Regions from separate parts of the Homo sapiens genome. Here region 1 is linked to region 2. The links are chromatin loops, found by intact Hi-C in ENCODE. Cell type or tissue: CD4-positive, alpha-beta T cell. All regions are shown on one strand. Each heading gives the region's core, and the rest is flanking DNA. Links, peaks and the distances in the headings are about the cores only. Region 1 has its middle 36 kb from the start of PRSS1. Region 2 has its middle 81 kb from the start of PRSS1.

Region 1 (9,176 bases), core at 747-8,746, 45 kb before region 2:
GCCTCCCAAGTGGCTGGGATTATAGGTGTGCACCATCATGCCTGACTAATTTTTTGTATCTTTAGTAGAGATGGGGTTTCACCATGTTGGCCAGGCTGGTCTCGAACTCCTGACCTCATGATCCACCCACCTCAGCCTCCCAAAGTGCTGGGATTACAGGCATGAGCAACTGCGCCAGGCCGGGGATGGACTTTTACAGACTAGGGCCCTCAAGAGTTCCATAAGTCTCAGTGCAAGGAGGTGGGAAAGGCTCCTAAGTGCTTCTGCGGTGGCAGTGGCTTCCTCTGGCAAGGGCAGGCTCAGGAAGGTAAGACCGTCTCTCCCCTTGTGGCAGTCTTTTCTGTTCAGAGAGGAAGTGGCTGTGCAGGGCTTCGGGTTAACGGCTGGCAGTGTCTATGAAGGGCTGGATGTCTGGAGGTTGCAAGAAATAGAACTTAAAGTATATATATATTAAAAAAAAGAAATGCTCAGTCTTATCTCAAGAGACACAGGTCTATTAGAGACTCTCTATTTGTTTGTACTCCAAGCACCAACTGAGAAATAGATTAGTTGGAGCTTCATTCCTGCCTCTTGTCTGGCTCAGCACATATTGGTCATAAAACATATTCTGGTTGTAATATAGAACTTTATATTCTGACTCTGAAACTTGATAAACTGAAATTTCAGTGACACCAGCATTCATGGACATTGTGGCTAAAAAGAGAGAACTTAGGAAATATACTGATGTGTAACCACCAGAAAAAGGCTTAATGTAGGGTCTAGCAAACCAAGTTCAAGGACGTCATACCTGCACCCATGACATGCCTATTCCAAAGAGGCAAAAAGCTATAGAACAGAGAAGTCAATGGCTGGTGAGTTCATGGTGGTGTCTCGGTGTTGGTGTTAGCTCTGTTCAGGCTGTTAGAAGAACACACAGCGGAGAAATAATCCAGTCAATGATTCAAGGCAATCGTCTTGGAGGAAGTGACTTCTAAATTGGTCTATGAAGGAGAATCTCCCCCATTCCTGGAGTCGCCCAGTCCAGACCTCTCTGTACATTTGCACCAGCAGTTTATCCACAGTGCTGCACAGCCAGCTGCAGTCTGCACAAAAAGAGCAGCTGGAAGAACAGATGAATACCAGAGAGAGAAATGGTATTCTGGGTAGAGTGACCATTGTAGATAAAGACCCAGGAGTGAGTCAGCAGTGGACATATTTGGGGATGTGCGAGAAATGGGATGTTTCTGGAGTAGATGCAGGCAGTTGTGGTAGTTGAAGGATAAGGGAAGTCAGTGTTAGAAAGGTGGGGGATATGCAAAGGTCACATCATGGAGGGGCTGAGAGACTTGCAAACTAACATAAACTTGAGACTTTAGCTAGTTAATAGAAATAAACCAAAGGGTTTTAAGCTTGAGGGAGTGGTTTTGGGTGGGAGCAGGTGCAGGCTTGCAGGTAGGGTGGCTACTTGGAAGGTGGCTAAAGTGATCCAGGTGAGATCAGTGAAATTAGAAAAGTTAGTAAAATTTGTGAGGAATTTAGTACTTAGAAAAATGCAGGATAGGGTAGTGGATTTGGTGTGGAAGGAGAAAGTCAGAGAGAGAGTGAAGATCAGTCTTGCATCTCTGGCTTGGGCATTTGGACCATCTGCTGAGAGGAAGAAAATAGGAGGTGCTGGGTTTCATAAATAACTCCAAACATGGTGTTCCTCCAAGTGACAAAACCTCCAGAATAAATAGGACCTGGAATACAGAACCAAATATTGTTGAGACCCATTAGATTGTAAATGGAGTCTTCAGTTTGGGCAACAGTTTAGTTGAATTTAAAGATTTAAGCTCCACAAGAAGAAAGGATGGGAGAGTGTACCCTGGCACTAGACCTAACTCAGTGAGCTTGTCCTGCCCAACTTTGAAACCTCATTGGTACAGCAGGTAGAGGATGGACCCCTGGTTCCACAGAGTGGCTGCATTGCAGAGTCCCTGAGGCTGGCGTGTGGGGAAGGGCTTCTGTGGGATGATGGAGGAAGTTTATCCTGTTGGTCGGTGAGGGGTCTCCTGAAGGAGGAGTCTCCTTGTTCTTGCAGCTACCCTCTGTTTTTGTGCAGAGAGCAGCTGGCTGTGCAACACTGTGGATAAACTGCTGGCACAGAAGTACAGAGAGGTCTGGTTGGGGCTGGGCGACTCCAGGATCAGGGGGAAATTCCTCTTCTCTTTTCGAGAGACTTTGTACCCTTCAGGAACATCTCCCTTATCAGTCACCTCAACATTCATTGAATAGTAGATCTGCCTTAAGCCCAGCCCTGGGTCTTGTCGATACCAGGACATATACTCATGGTTCATATTCTGAGAACAAGTCACTGTTAACTTCTTTCCAGTCACTGTGATGAGGTATCTTGGGTTCTGGGTCACTTGGGCTTCCAGGGGGCCTGTAAAGGAAGGGGACAGAGTTAGAGGCAGCGCTGAAGGGGATCTCCAATGCTTAAGCCTTTAGGAGATGCCTTGGGCTGAGGCCTACAAAATAAGGCCAAAAGTTGCCTATGTGTTCTGGGACTCACCTGCTCCTAGAAGGCAAAGGACCACATAGCCAAGGAGCTGGGGGCCCATGGCAGCATCAGGCAGGTGTCTGCCAGTTCTGGGGGCTCCAGGTGGTTTCTGTAACGTCTCCACCTCTTCAGCTATTTGGGCCTCAGAAACATTTTCAGGAGAGAAACCACTCCCACTTCAGCTCAGAGGGCTGAAGTGTACAAACGCAACACAGCCAACTCAGGCTGAGGACATTTGTAATCAATGTCATTTTCCTTAATCTGTGAGATTCCTTTCTTTATACATGTGCCACATTTTCTTATTAATACAGTCTTGTACAAACTGTCAAATATTTATGTATTTTGGATCTCAGGGTATAAAGTGGTGTAACACATTTGATTATCACTTAGAAGTGTGAGAACATAAAGCTTATAATATTGAAAGCTGCATTATCTTTTTTTTTTTTTTTGAGACAGAGTATCACTCTGTCACCCAGGCTGGAGTGCAGTGGCATGATCTTGGCTCACTGCAACCTCCGCTTCCCGGGTTTAAGCAATACTCCTGCCTCAGCCTCCCCAGTAGCTGGGATTACATGAAAGCTGCATTATCATATATTTTGAAGTCATTTCTACTCTGGCAGAAAAAATTTCAAGTATATCCCTGACTTCATTTATCCACTGGTATATATTTTTAGTCACTACATTTTAAAAGAGTCTAGGGTGTAAAATCTCAGATTCACATCATAGATTATTTTGCTAGTCTATTGCTGTTTAAAATCCAAGACACACAGCTTCTTTGCTCTTTAGCAAAATTGACTTAGTCATCATTGCTAGAGCTAGCAGCTGTTTCCACCAAAGATGGTATCTGGAGCATCTTTCTTCTTTTCCCCTTCTCTGTTCTTCTCCAGAAGAAGCTGGTGAAAGGCAGAGGCAACACCTGCTTCCTGCAGTAACCTCAGAGCCTTACCAGCCAGCTCTGCTTCCTGCCTGCTTTTGGTACGTGCTTTGCTTTCTTGCCACTCCACAGCTTGCTGTACATGGAAGGTATCTGTCCCTGGATATCGTGTTGTAGCCAGGCAGTGTTTGGGGCCAGGAGTGTCAAGCTTCTCTTAGATCTTCCAGCAGCTGCTGGTACTGCTCTCTTTTCTGCCTGAATATGTTCTTCCTACATTGAGGTGACTTTCCTAGGATTCCCCAGAATGCCTTCCTCCTCGAACACCTTTGAACTTTTCTTAATTTTTAAAATTAAGGTATAGTTGATGAATAAAAATTGCATATATTTACAGTGCTCATTGTGATTTTTGACACATGTATACCTTTGAATCCTTCTTGTACTTTGTAGGAACGAATGTATTCCTGGATGGTGGAATAGAAGGAGGCTACCCCTTTCTTCCCAAAAGCTTCCTACCACAAGTAGAGCCTCACAGAGCCCGTCATTGTTTTTGCCAAATCATTATCATCTCCAGACAAGAAGGAGCCCCCTTCCCGGTTTTCAGGCCTACTCTCAAACCTCAGAGATGAGTTCCTTGCCCCCAGACCCCTTCATGGTGAGAGGTGCAGCTCTAACAGTTTCCATTCCATGCATTGAGAAAGGAGTGATTGCTATCAGGACCTTAGCTCTGATCTAAGAGGAGTATTCTCTCTTTTTCTATTTCTTCACCACTGCTTTCTGGAAAAAAATGTAGGGAGAGAGCTTGGCTCTACTTCAGCCACAGGTGTTTGCATTTTCCTGGCAAATCCTCCATATCCTAGCTGTGAATTCGGGTGTTCTTAAGAGAGGGAAAACAACTTTCATTCTAAAAACCCACTGCAAGTAAATAATTTCATGTTACTTAGTAAACCTTGACATCCAAATAGCAAAATCTTTCAGAATTTACTCGCGTCCACATAGCTCACTATTAGTGGATATTGGATTTCCCAACATTCCGTGGTGTTTCAAAGTTGAACAGGTACATAATTACACTTCAGAGTATTATAATTTTTCCCAATGTCTTTTCATATTAGATTAATTCAAGATTTAGGAGGTAGCTAATTCTATATTCTGTCCCTCTACCAGCTAATTCACTCTCCTCAGCAATGTGGTTTCTCCTTCTGTGTTCCTTTGACTATGAGGCTATTCTGCTCTCGTTTCCTTTTCTACCTCAACCAAGGTACTAAAATGATGCTGTTAGCCTGAGGCTCCAATAGCCTTACAGTAGGAGCCAGTTGTTTTACTTTCCCACCCTTCCTCCCTACAACCTTCCCTCTGATCTTTTCTACCCAATTCCACCATATTTAGGAATTCTAGAAACTTATTCTATTCCATTTCCCTAATGTAGGGCAGACTCCTATGTCCCTAACAGCGGGAATGGAAAGTAAACAGAACCCTCTAGACGGCCGGGCACTCTGAAACATCTCCTTCATCTTTGCATTTTGATGAAAAAGCATTTCATTCTACGCCATGCCATCCCTTCCTCTCCTTCATACTTTTTCGGTCTTTGCTCTCTTCCTTCTCTTTTTAGGGACTGCTCATCCACCCAACCGGGGCAACAGTATCCCGATAAAAGCAATTAAGCTAACACCTACTAAACTGATGAACCATTTCCTAAAAACCCCTGTAAGAGAACCTACGCCTTGTCCCTTTAAATATAAAGCAACCTTTTTTTGTTTTTTTCTATGTGATTTTGAGCCCAGGAATAGACTGCAGAATTCTCACCTCACTTCAAATTCTATTTCACTTACGCTCAGGCCATTTTAGTTCTGAGAGTCACTCCAGTTTATGTATTTTCTTGTACTATATGATTAGCTTTTGAAAGACCCCAATGAGACATATTTATATATCAAGTTTTTAAAATTGATAATACAGTATTCAATTTTATCAAACTTTCCCTCCCACCATTATCTGAATTTTAATGTTTATATTACAGGAATATGTTAGTGCCCTCTAGTGGAACATCGGAGTGGTGGGCTGAATGGTTCCTTAAAGATGTCCAGGTGCTAATAATCCCTGCAACCCGTAACAGCTGTGGATGTTCAGTTAGATGGCAAATGGGAATTAAAGCTGCAGGTGCAATTAGGGCTGCTAATCAGCCGACCTTGAGATAGGAAGCAGTTCGTGGATTACCCAGGTGGGTCCAATGTAATCACGCAGGTCCTTAAACGTGGAGAGCCTTTCCCGGCAGTGTTTAGAGGGAGCTGTGAGTACGCAAGTAGGGTCAGAGCAACAGAACGTGCTGCCTTTGAAGATAGAGGAAAACAACCCATAAGGTAAGAAAATCGATTCTCCCCTGGAGCCTTCAGAAAGGAACCCAGATCTGCCGACACCTTGATTTTGGCTGGGTGATACCTATGTTGGTTTCTGAACTACGGAACTGTAAGGTGATACATTTGCATTGTTTTAAGCCACTAAATGGGTGGCAATTTGTATAGTAGCAACAGAAAACTAATACAACCACCAAGACCAAAAATGTGTGGTCAAATGTGTAAGAGGGCAATTAGGATGAAAACAGTAAAGGAACGAGTAAGATCGGAGTGCAGGGTGTCTGGGGCATCTTGAGTGTGTGTGGCGGCTCATAGGTTAGGTCGCTTCACCCCTGGGGTTTGTCATATCCGCTCAGAGAGGATGTGGCTGCACTGATAGGCTGCTGCTGCAGAGGGTCTCAGAGTCTGGTTAGTGCTGGACGATTTAAGGGTTGGGAAAGATGATTATTTTTTCCCTTTTTTCTTTTTGGTTGGAATGACTATGCTGACTCAGGGCATCTTTTTCAAAGCTGCCAACTTCAGAAGAATAATTAATAGATTAAATTTATCCCCAGCCCTGGATCTTATGGATTCCAGAACGTTTGGTCTGGTTGATAGTCTGAAAACATTCCGATACAACTTTCCTGCCTCATCTCAGGGTCTGTGTTACTTTGACATTCATGAGCCTTTAAAAGAAGGATGCAGAAAAGTGACTACATAGCCCACCAGGAAACTCATGTGAAAGCCACGAGGAAGAGCCTGTTCCCAGAGCCTGGACACACCAGGATGGTGATTATCCCATGTGCGTTCTGAGAATACCTGCCCCTGTGAGCCACAGGCCACACACAGATGAGTGTCCCAGCAGCTTCTCTCCAGATTAGGTCATTTCCTCACAGAGCCTTACCAAGATATGCACTTTTAGACCAACTTAGTTCTAGAAGAAATGGTTTTTTTCTGTTCTAAATATATTCTAACAGTTTTGTTCTCCAAAATACATCTTTTAAAATTTGTTGAGTTGGTTTCTTCTGAGGCCTCTCTCCTTGGCTTGTAGATAACAATTTTTTTTTTTCTATACCTTCTTTCTGGTCTTCCCTCTTTGCATGTCTGTGTCCTAACCTCCTGATAAGGACACCAGTCATATTGAATTAGGGCCCACCCTAATGACCTAATTTTAACTTAATTATCGATGTAAAGACCCCATCTCCAAATATAGTCAGTCACATTATGGGGCACTGGGACTTAGGACATCAACATATGAAATGAAGAAGGTAGCACAACTCAGTCCATAACAATGGAAATAATAAAAGTACTTACCTTACATATTTGTTGTGGCAATTAAATGAGTTGCCATGAATAAAGAGGTTAAAGGATTGCCATGCATACAGCTATTCAAAATATTTTCTCCACTGCTGCTTTTATCACAATACTTTCTTAAGTCAGTGCCAGTCTCTGTGTTAAACTACTCACATATTGTTTCATTCAACCCTCACCCCACTTCTGAGAGGCTTATATTATTTACTTCATTTTATAGATGTGAAAACTGAGGGCTTAGAGGGCTTAAGTCACTTTCTAAAGCTACTAAGTGCCAGAAACTGTCTGACTGCAAATCCTGCACTCTCAACCATGATGTGTAAATATTTCCATTTCTCTACATGCTTTATGGTAAATGTGATGGTGAACTTACTGCTTGACAATTTGACTTTTCAATTTCTTTTAGGAATTATTTTCCAATCACTCCAGTTTCTACACCTAAAACAGAATTAATACACTTTCCTTTGCCTGTGTTGTCTCTTGGTGTCATCTCCAAGTTACTGGTGGAAGGTATCTTGAGTTATCAGCAGTGAATCCCTGCTGGTCTGCAGCAACCTCAGTTCTTGCCTCCTCAGAAGAAAATTCCACTGAGGGTCATAGAGCAGAAAAAGAGACCAAGACAAGTTTTAGAGCAGGAGTAGAAGCTTATTAAAAAGGCTTTAGAACAGGAAAGAAAAGAAAGAACACTTGGAAGAGATCCAAGCAGGTGACTTGAAGAGCAAGTGTGGCATTTAACCTTGATCCTGGGGCTTCATAGGCGGCCATCTTGTGCCCCTTTCTCATTATTCTCCCCTTAGGATAGGCTGCCCGAATGCACAGTGCCCTCCTTACACTTCGGAAGTGAGCATGCGCAGTGTGTTTAGGAAGTTGTATGCATGCCCATCTGACGCTTTCTTCCTGTTTCTGTTGGAGTGTCCCTGGAAGGTCGTACTCCACCCTTTTGTCTCTCAATGCACATACCTGGGTTCACCTGCCCAATACCTGAGATTTTATTGGAAACCTTCTTTGCTTCTCCTTGGTGCCTGCATTCAATTGACACTTTAATGTTAACAGCTGTGGATCAGCAAGAGATTGTACCTCCCTATCTCAGGCTGCTGAATTATGCATTATTATTAGAGAGGCAACGTTATAATCTCTGAATCAATACCAGATTGTCTGACATTCTGGGCGGTGGGGGGAAGGGAGCCCTCTCCTGCCCCACTCATGCCTAACTAACTACCTGTAACATCCAGGCGCCCCATGCTGCCTCCCCACATTCCTTGCAGGCTCAGGGTGAACTTCCCAAGCAGGATTGGCTTTGTTTACATGCTATGATTTCCATTATCAATGGCAGGAATCTGTTACCTTCCTTTTTCTACCCTTCTTTAGTTTTGCTTTTAGATTATTATTACAGCAATTTTAGTCAAACTGAATGTGTACTTGTATCCAGGTTGGCATCTTAAATTGAAACAAATATCATTCTATATGTGTTCACTTTCTAAACATTCATGTTTTATGTATAGATTTTTGTGAATGGTACATGGTTTTAACTGTTTAGACACTCCTACAGAAACAAACATAGGATATAATTCTCTTGAGGGGCAACGTGCTAATTTCTTGTGCAAAATGGGTTTCCATTTTTATGCTTCCATTGTGTGGGAGGGAAGCTGGACAGTGAGTGAGCTTCCTCTCTGAAATTTCTGATGACAAGAACGGTTTCTACTCTCCTGCTGTTCAGAGGGTCACGTTCTGTGTTTTTTGTCATAACCTCCTTACCTTCCTCGGTGGCAGCACTTTCATGACTGGGTGCTGCTTAGCAGGGTCCATACACATTATGCTGACAGGACAAAGGAAGGAATTATTCCCAAGATGAGTAGTCTCCCTGAAGATTGAAACAGCTGTAGTGCTCCCTGCTGGAACATTCTGATCCTAAACCTGTAGAGATGAGGAATTTGTAGAAATGGAACCTGCCAAGAACAGAAACTGGCAGAATCTGTCACAAGAAAAAGTCCCAATCAGACTTCAAGAGAGGGTTCTTGGATCTTGTGCAAGAAAGAATTCATGGGGAGTCTGAGTAAAGTGAAAGCAAGTTTATTAAGAAAGAGGAATAAGAGAATGGCTACTCCAAAGACAGAGCAGCCCTGAGGGCTGCTGGTTGCCTATTTTTATG
Region 2 (9,176 bases), core at 411-8,410:
TTTAAGTCATCTGTAAATAATTCATAGTACCAAATACAATGCAATGTTATGTAAATAGTTGTTATACTGTATTGTTTAGAATAGTGACAACGAAAAAAGTCTGTATGTGTTCAGTATAGACACGATTTTTGAAAAAAATATTTTTGATCTGTGGTTGGTTGAATCCAGGGATGTGGAACTCATGAATACAGAGGGCCAACTCTCTGATGCATATCACTTTTGCAAGAAGGCCAGAAGGGTAAGGCACGAGGCTAAGAGTTCAGTAAGGAGGGTTGTTAATCTTCTAGGTGTTTGCTAAGGACACCTGACCATTGGAGATGAGCCTCCCAAGATGATGGTGTCTCCAAAAGAGGATATGCTATTGGGAGGATGATGAACTCTGTTGGGGACAAGCTGAGTTGAGGAGCCTATGAAATATAGAGGTGGAAATATCTAGTAGGCAGCTAGAGAATAAGTTTGAAACTAATGAGACATATGCTTCAAGAAATAGATTGGATGATATTGTCTAAGATGTATGTATAGGTTAAGAGGAAAAGAACAAAAAGTCCAGAAATAAGGTCAAAATAAGGAAAATGAGAATAGAAAGAGCCTACAAAGAAGAGTGAGGAATGGCTAGTATCGTAGAAAACAAACAGAAAAGAAGAATGAACAAGAAATGACTTTTATAATAAAATATGTATGATGTTTTCTAGATTCTTTTCTAACATATTAAAGCTACTTTTTAAGGAGGCAAAACCAGGACAGAGACTCTGTGACTTTACTTTTTGGTAACCTCAAAACAGAGATTTCACATCTGAGCTCAGCACCCAGGGCCCCACAGCAGTCTATACTTCTGTGAAAAATAAATCTATTCAGGGTCCCAGGTCTGATCTCATGTGGATAGAGAACACTTCCCTGAGATTCAGCATATCCAAGACAGAAGAATCACCTAGCCGTGGGATAGTCTTCCAATGCTAAGGGTAGTCTCCAAAGAGATTTAGGGCTGAATCCAGGGACATTGTTAAAGACTATTCTTTGCCAAAGTTGGAGCCTTTTCTTTTCCTTAGGCCTCATGCAGATATAGCTAAAATTACATTTATTTAGAGGGATATTAGTGAAAATAATCATTAATCACTTATTTCAAGTGAAAATAAAATTTTATTCTAAGTTCAAAGTCATAGATTGAGGAACTGAAGCCGTCAGGTGCAGGACTGGGGTCAGGAAAGGGCAGGGACTTTGTGTGGCTGTGTATGAAGGAACAAGTTTAACATGAGGAAGAAACCATGAACCAGAGATAAAGACAGCCTGTGTAGAAAGTCAAAGGATCCTTTTCCTGTTTCTTAGCTGACAAAGACTTTCTTCAGCTAGCCATAAGGTAACTGTCAAATATTATCGCATTTATCTTGAAGGATAAAATTTGTGCAAGCTCAATTGAACAACAACAACTAGATGCAAGGAAAAAGTCAGCTAGGATGACTGTGGGGCTGGGTCATTTCTCAGCTTGTTAGAGACTGAGCCAGAGATAGTCTTTAGTCCAGACTGTTACTTAAAGCACACTGGTCCCTCAAGGCTGAGGAGTCTGGGAAGATTTGTAGGGGTTTCTGTAGTTTAAGATGAGGTTTCTGGAGGCAAGATGTCCTCACATTAGAGGCGACCCTTTCTGTGCGGAGTGTCGGTATCCATGTAGCACTGTGTATTCACTGCTGGCACAGAGGTACTGAGAGGTATGTGAGGGCCTGGCAGACTCCAGGGTCAGGGGAAAATGCTCCGTCCTTATTCTGGAGACTGTTGACTCAGAGGAAAGATCTCCCTTCTCTGTGGAATTAACTCCATAGGAATAGTGGATGAGGTGTAGTTCCATTCCTGGATCTTGTTGATACCAGTACATTTTGTCATGGCCCATGGTTTGAGAACATTCCAGAGTGATCTTCTTTCCTGTCCCTATAACAAGGTATCTTGGGGTCTGGTAGATGTCAGCTTCCATGAGGCCTATGGGAAGAGACAAAAATTGGTAACAGAGTTCACGATGGACTTTGATGCTGAGCCAGGCACAAACCCAACACAGAGGAATTATTCCTTCTAGATTTTGGAATGAACTGTGTCTATGACTTACCTGCCCCCAGAAAATAAAAGCCCACGTAGCAGAGGAGCCTGATAGTCATGGCACAGTTGGGGCTAGAGAGGATGTCTCCCAGTAGTGGGGAAGCAGGATGGGCTCTTGATAATGTCATTGTGTGTGTGTGATGACACAGCCCCTGCAAACTTCCTGGGTCCCACAGCCATCCTGTTGAAACAGTTTCATCTATATCCTTTTAACCCATCAAATGAGTAATATTTTTGTTGACTTCCCTCATCCAAAGTAGGCTTGATGCTTTGCTTATCTTAACTCAAGTCTTTAATATTCTTACAAAACATTCCATTGCAACTGTTTTGTAAGCTATGAACATAAAAACTACATAGCTTTGAGTGCCTGTAATAGCAAGATTTTACCTAATTAAAAAGGTTGGGAAAGGAAGTGGCATTTGAGTTGGGTTCTGAAGGATGAACAGGAATGAACTCTGCAAACCCAAGAGAGAAGAACATGCAGAAGAGGGAACCAGTGAACAGCGTGGCTTGATCAGACAAGGAGCAGGAGAACTTGTGAGCATTAAACGGGGCAATCTATTTATATAGACACATGTAAAGAGCTTGGAGCAGTAACTGGAATTCACTGAGTCCTCAGAATGGTGTTATTATTGTGTGATAATAACTTTCTCAGTCTCATTTTTCACTGACTTGGTGTTCAGGCTTTATCAGCTTTATCAACTTAGCCTTTGCCTAGGATGATTTTAGTCCATCTGCCTTTAATTGCACTATCAATCATGACAGAACAGAAAATATAATCCAATACATGCTTTGGTAATACTGCTACAAATGGTTTGGGTGCTGCTGCAGTAAACAATGTCTAAACCAAGTGCCATTCTCCCTCCGCCCTTTCCCCCATTTCTTCTTAACAGAAAAGTCTTTGGTTTTGATTGTGAGATACAAAGATTAATCCCAGAATTTCTCCCAGTGTTGTCCACTTCCTTTGCCCTAGTTCACTAAGATCTACAGTTGGTATTTACTAAAATTTTTGTTCACATGATGCTGACATAGGCTTTGGGTTTTTACTATTATATCTCTACTATTTGAACACCATGTCTTCAAGTCTGTATGTATTTACATGTAACACATGTGGGCCCCTGCTTACTCTTCCTCTGTCATGTGTCACGAAGGAATATAACAGTTTTGATTTACCAAACCCTGAAATACTCTTGTCCTATCAGGGGCTCCTTTAAGACAAAAGTAACCATTAAAATCATTAATGAGATTTGGCCTTAGACTTTACTATGAAATCTGGTCTTAATAGTAAGTGCTGAGAACAGAAAAAATAAATTGAATTTTACTGCCCCCTGCTGAAAAAAAGGTGTTAGAGGTTTGGGGAGATTCTGACAAATGTTAAAGAAACAGGAAAACGGGAGGCTCCCAGTTGTTCTCAGTGTGAGATGACTGAAGGATGAGTGATGAGTTGATGAAAGTCTTCAGCAGTGACTGGATGTAAAATCTATACCTCACAGTAGAAGCAACTAAAGAAAGGAAAGAAAAGAAGTGCTCAACCTGGGCTTGGAAGTAGATATGAGAGAGTCTCAGGTCCTAGTCAAATGAAGGGGTACTCGAAGGCAGAGGTAACTACCCACTCCTTGCTGCCCAGTGCAGGAATAACTCACACATAGCTTGTCTTTTATTGATGAAAACACTTTCCCCAAAGACTACCTTTCTTGTTTAGTTAGGGAAGTCCTCTGGAGAAGGTGCTGGGAATTGCTAAGTGTGAATAATTACAGAGACAGACATTATTATATATAATTTTTGTATATATCTCTACACATTTTTGTTCTAGTAAAACCCCCTTTCTCAATGGAGGTTTCTTGATTTTCAGGATTTTGTAGTCCTTCCAGTGTCCATGAAGTTTGCATAGGGAAGAGATACCAAGAAAGACAAGAGACAAAATGCAATCTTAATATTCAGCCAGGAGGGAAAGATCTGGAACCAGAATGTGGCAATGCTAAATTAAGACTTCATATTATGGCAAAGGACTCACCTGTCTTCAGGCGAGGCAGAAGGGAGAAAGGCTGAGGGTTCTGGTTTCCCAAACAGTGATAAACATCTCCTAGCTCAGGGCTCTGCACCACATGGAAGTAGGATTACCTCTGAGGTTTCATTTCCCATTGCCAAGAATAGCCTGTACCATCACGGTTCCTGTTTTCACAGAATAGAGTTTGATTCCAGAGAATCACGGACACTGACTATAGGGCATGTGTGTTGAGCTTTTATGCAGTGTCTTATGTCAGAATCCCACAGCAAGGGCTTTTTATGAGCTTCAGCACCATGTTCTCAACCCAGTGGTCCCTCGGTATTCATGGGGGATTAGTTTAAATCCACTGATGCTTAAATCTCTTATATAAAATGGCACAGTATTTGCATATAACCTAGGCACATCCTCCTGTATACTTTAAATCAACTCTAGATTACTTATAATAGCTAATACAATGTAAATGCCATGCAAATAGTTGGTATACCTCAGTGTTTTAGATTTTGTATTTTTTTTGTTGTGTTGTTATTTTGTAATTTTTAAAATATATTTTTCATCTGAGGTTGACTAAATCTGCAAATGAGGACCCCATTGATACAGAGTGCCAACTGTGTACTCTACCAGCATTCGGAAGTTCCAAAGGCCCTCAAATACAGCATGCATAATTCATTCCCCTCCTTCCTTCTAACTCTGCTTCTTTGCCTGTAATACTAAAACTAGGACTCCAGGCATAAACTTAACTTATTAAATATTCTAATTAGACTCAAATATATGAGTATATAAATTTGTGTTAACAATTAAAACAACAAATATTTCATATATTTTCATATATTTGCATCCTCCTTTGCATGTCTTCTTTCTCAGAACTCAGATTCCATTAAGAAAAACAGCTTTGATTTCCCCGAACGTTCTCCCATGTATGTTTGGGATTATGTCACTTCACCCTAGTTCTCAATCAATTATGTATTACCATCAGATATTAATATCAGATAATAATTGTTACATAAGTCTCTATACATTTTTTGTCCAGTAAAACTCCCTCTCTCATTTCCAGCCTTCTCTTAACCAAACATATTTTCTTTGTTTTAAAAAGACTTATAGATGGGAGGTGTGGAGGACTTAAATACACATGTACCAGACCTGGCTTGCTCCGGTCTGAACTCAGACCACGTAGGACTTTAATCATTGAACAAATGAACCCTTGATAGCAGCTACACCATTAGGATGTCCTGATCCAACATCGAGGTCGTAAACCCTATTGTCAATATGGACTCTAGAATAGGATTGCGCTGTTATCCCTAGGGTAACTTGTTCCGTTGATCAAATTATTGGGTCAATATATGTATAGTAATTCGCTTAAACTTGTTTAGTCTTAGCATAGGTTGCTCGGAGGTTAAATTATGCTCCGAGGTCACCCCAACCAAAATATTTAATGCAGGGACAGTAGTTTAAGGCCTGTGGGCTTATCTGAGCTTTGTTTGCATTAATAAATTAAAGCTCCATAGGATCTTCTCATCTTATTTATTCATGTTCGCCTCTTCACAGGCAGGTCAGTTTCACTGGTTGGAAGTAAGAGACAGCTGAACCCTCGTGGGGTCATTCATACAAGTCCCTATTTAAGGAACAAGTGATTATGCTACCTTTGCATGGTCAGGGTACTGTGGCCGTTGAACATATGTCACTGGCAGGTGGTGCCTCTAATACTAATAATGCTAGAGGTGATGTTTTTGGTAAACAGGCAGGGTAAAATTTGCCGAGTTCCTTTTAATTTTTTTTAACCTTTCCTTAGAGCATGCCTGTGTTGGATTAACAGTATCGGTAATAATAAATTTGTTGAGTTGTTTATTAATATTAGGCTGTTAATTTGTCAGTGGGTTATTCTGGTCTGATGTAGGCTTAAGCAGTGGAGAATATTTCATGTTACTTATATTAATATTATTGCATCTATAAAGTAATAGATTAGTCCAATGTGGTGTTAGGAGTTCAGTGGTGTGATTAGAATTTAGAGTGGTTGGATGTTGAGCTTGAACGCTTTCTTAATTGATGGCTGCTTTCGGGCCAACTATGGGGATAATGTTTTTTACTCTCTACATGAAGGTTGTTTCCTAATGTCTAAAGAGCTGTCCCTCTTTAGACTAACAGTTAAATTTACAGGGGGATTAAGTGGCTCTGTAGGTAAATTTAAAGTTGAACTAAGATTCTATCTTGGACAACCAGCTATCACTAGGCTCAGTAGGCTTATCACCACTACTCATGAATCTCCCCACTATTTTACTACATAGATGGGTGTGTTCTTTTAGCTGTTCTTGGGTAGCTCGTCTGGTTTTGGGGGCCTTGGCTTTGGTTCTCTGTGTAAAGTTATTTCTAGTTAATTCATTACGCAGAAGGTATAAGGGTCTATCCTTGCTATTTTATTCTTGGTTAACTTTTTCATCTTTACCTTGCAGTACTACGTCCACTGCGCCTGGGTAAAATTTCTTTCGCCTATACTTTTGTTTGGGTAAATGGTTTGATTAAGGTTATTCGGTAGTACTATTAGTTAAGTTTAGGGCTAGAGTTGGCACAAGGTGGTCAAATTATGGTGAAATCTGGGTGTAAGACAGATGCTTTGTGTTAAGCTACACCTTGGTTCATCCAAGTGCACTTTCCAGTACACTTACCATGTTACGACTTGTCTCCTCTATATAAATATGTAGGGATTTTAGTTAAACTAATCTCTAAAGTGATACTTGAGGAGGGTGATGGGCATTGTGTGTGTGCTTTATGGCCTCATCCAATTAAGCACTCTGCTCTTAATATACTGCTGAATCCTCCTTGAGCCCTTAGATTTCATAAGGGTTGTGAGATTTTCTGGGTGTAGAAAATGTAGCCCATTTCTTACCGCCTCATGGGCTACACCTTGACCTAATGTTTTTATGTAGATACTTGTGCTTACTTTGTGACTTTTACTAGGGTTTGCTGAAGATGATGGTATATAGGCTGAGCAAGAAGTGGTGAGGTAAATTGGGGTTTATCCATTATAGAACAGGCTCCTCTAGAGGGATATAAAGCACTGCCAAGTCCTTTGAGTTTTAAGCTATTGCTTGTAGTGTTCTGGGGAATAGTTTTGTTGATTTAACTATTGGAGTTTAGGGCTAAGCCTAGTGGGGTATCTAATCCCAGTTTGGGTCTTAGCTATTGTGTCTTCAGAAGTATTAAAGCCTCCTTCATAGTTTATTTTATTTCAGCCCGGGTTTTATACAACTGAGATGAAGCTTAGCTTTATTAAGGATAGACCTAAAACACTCTTTATGCTGAGTTCTATTAGCTCAGGTTAATTGTATGGCTGCGGTGGCTGGCATGAAATTAACCAACCCTGGATATTAGTATAGTTTAGTTAAACTTTTGTTTATTGCTAAAGGTCTATCACTGTTGTTTCCCGTGGAAGTTTGGCTGAGCAACGTGTTTTGAGCTGCATTTGTGCGTGCCTGATACTTACTCCTTTTGATCAAGGTGATTTAGATGTACTTTCACTGGGATGGGGATGCTTGCATGTGTAATCTTACTAAGAGTTAATAGAAAGGCCAGGACCAAGACTGTCTGTTTATGGGGCTGTATAAGCCCATCTAGACATTTTCAGTGTCTTGCTTTAAATAATTAAGCTACATTAACTGTATATATGTTAAGTGCAAAATTGGAGTATAGAAGAAGATACAGGCAATATGCACAGTTGTAGGGTTCAGGGATTTAAAGTTGAGTTAGCAGGAGTTGGTGGAGTAGATTTTAGTACTCGCGAGTGGTTGGTGTAGTACAAGGTGACAGATGATGCCTTTCGGGGTGTGTAAATTTAGGATATGGGCTTAGTAATGGATGGGCGTGCGTGTTAGATATAATTGTTGTAAAAGTAGAATTAGATTGGTGAGGGGTTAGTTTCCTAAAAAAATTTGCATTAGTTGAGGGGTAGCTGTTGGGGATACCCAAAGCTAAAATACAAATATTTTGGGCTCTGGCAGAGTTGAATTAAGGCTTACTTGTTTTTGAAGTTTGGCAAGGTGTCTTTTTTCCTGGGTTGATGAAGTCAGAGATGGGGCAGGGGAGTGTTGCAGATTTTCATTTTAAAAGTCCAATAAGGGGAGCGGTTGTATGTGTTTGTCTGTTAATTACTGTTATGTCCTTCAAGCATGAATTAATTAGCACCTTAGGGTAGTTATGCCCTGTCGGAATATTGAATTTAGGCACAATTAATATAGGTGATTGGTAGGAATCAAAGACAGGTCCGGCTGCAGGTGATGGGGAGGGGACCAGGCCTTCTGTGATGTGATAGCATACCCGAAAGTTAAAATACCAAATGCACGGCAGTGCTCCCATGACTGATTAATAGGGTGATAGTCACTGGTCCATCGAGATGTCTACTTTTAACTAAAGAATATATATAGCCTTGTGAAGAGCCAGTATAAAAAGAAAACCAGCACAAGACAAAGATACCCTCTTTCGCCACTCCTATTCAACATAGTACTGGGAGTCCTGGTCAGGGCAATCAGGCAGAAGGAAGAAATAGACATCCAAATAGGAAGAGAGAAAGTCAAACTATCCCTATTTGCAGATGACATGATTCTATATCTAGAAAACCCCATAGTCTCTGCCCAAAAGCTGCTTGATCTGATAAACAACTTCAGCAGTTTTAAAATACAAAATCAACATTAAAAAGTGGCATTCCAATACACTAAAAACATACAAGCTAAGAGCCAAATCAGGAATATGATTCCATTCATAATTGCCACACACAACAAATACCTAGGAATACAGCTAACCAGAGAAGTGAAAGGTCTCTACAACAGGAATTACAAAACACTGCTCAAAGAAATCAGAGATGACAAAAACAAATAGAAAAACATTCTATGCACATGGATAGGAAGAATCAATATCATTAAAATGGCCTTACTGGCCAAAGCAATGTAGATTCGATGGTATTAAGTTGGCGCAAAAGTAATTGTAGTTTTGGTGAATTTTAAATCATAACTAGGCTCAAGCACATCTTTATTAATCAAAATAGGAACCATTACAATCAACACATTTTTTGCCAATGAGAAATAAGTTTGTTTATTCTTGT

The links. Peaks named below come from ENCODE experiments on the same cell type or tissue, not always from the same donor. Only the 100,000 strongest peaks of a DNase experiment are listed, where the experiment ranks them.
Region 1: a loop joins it to region 2, with 1.9 times the contacts of the local background. A loop is called at or near these places in 12 of 110 quality-filtered maps.

The regions. Positions count from the first base shown.
Region 1 is chr7:142,708,792-142,717,967 of GRCh38, reverse strand. It overlaps TRB, the pseudogene TRBVB and TRBV27. Among named protein-coding and RNA genes, the nearest start is that of PRSS1, 36 kb to the left of the region's middle. In CD4-positive, alpha-beta T cell, for the core only: CTCF peaks have their summits at 5,249 and 5,449 (motif pointing left); DNase peaks (open chromatin) are centred at 3,427, 5,447, 6,057 and 7,877; H3K4me3 peaks cover 3,566 bases; H3K27ac peaks cover 1,790 bases.
Region 2 is chr7:142,663,742-142,672,917 of GRCh38, reverse strand. It overlaps TRB, the pseudogene MTRNR2L6 and TRBV25-1. Among named protein-coding and RNA genes, the nearest start is that of PRSS1, 81 kb to the left of the region's middle. RefSeq lists silencers at 1,134-1,334, 5,507-5,801. In CD4-positive, alpha-beta T cell, for the core only: a CTCF peak has its summit at 3,416 (motif pointing left); a DNase peak (open chromatin) is centred at 3,397.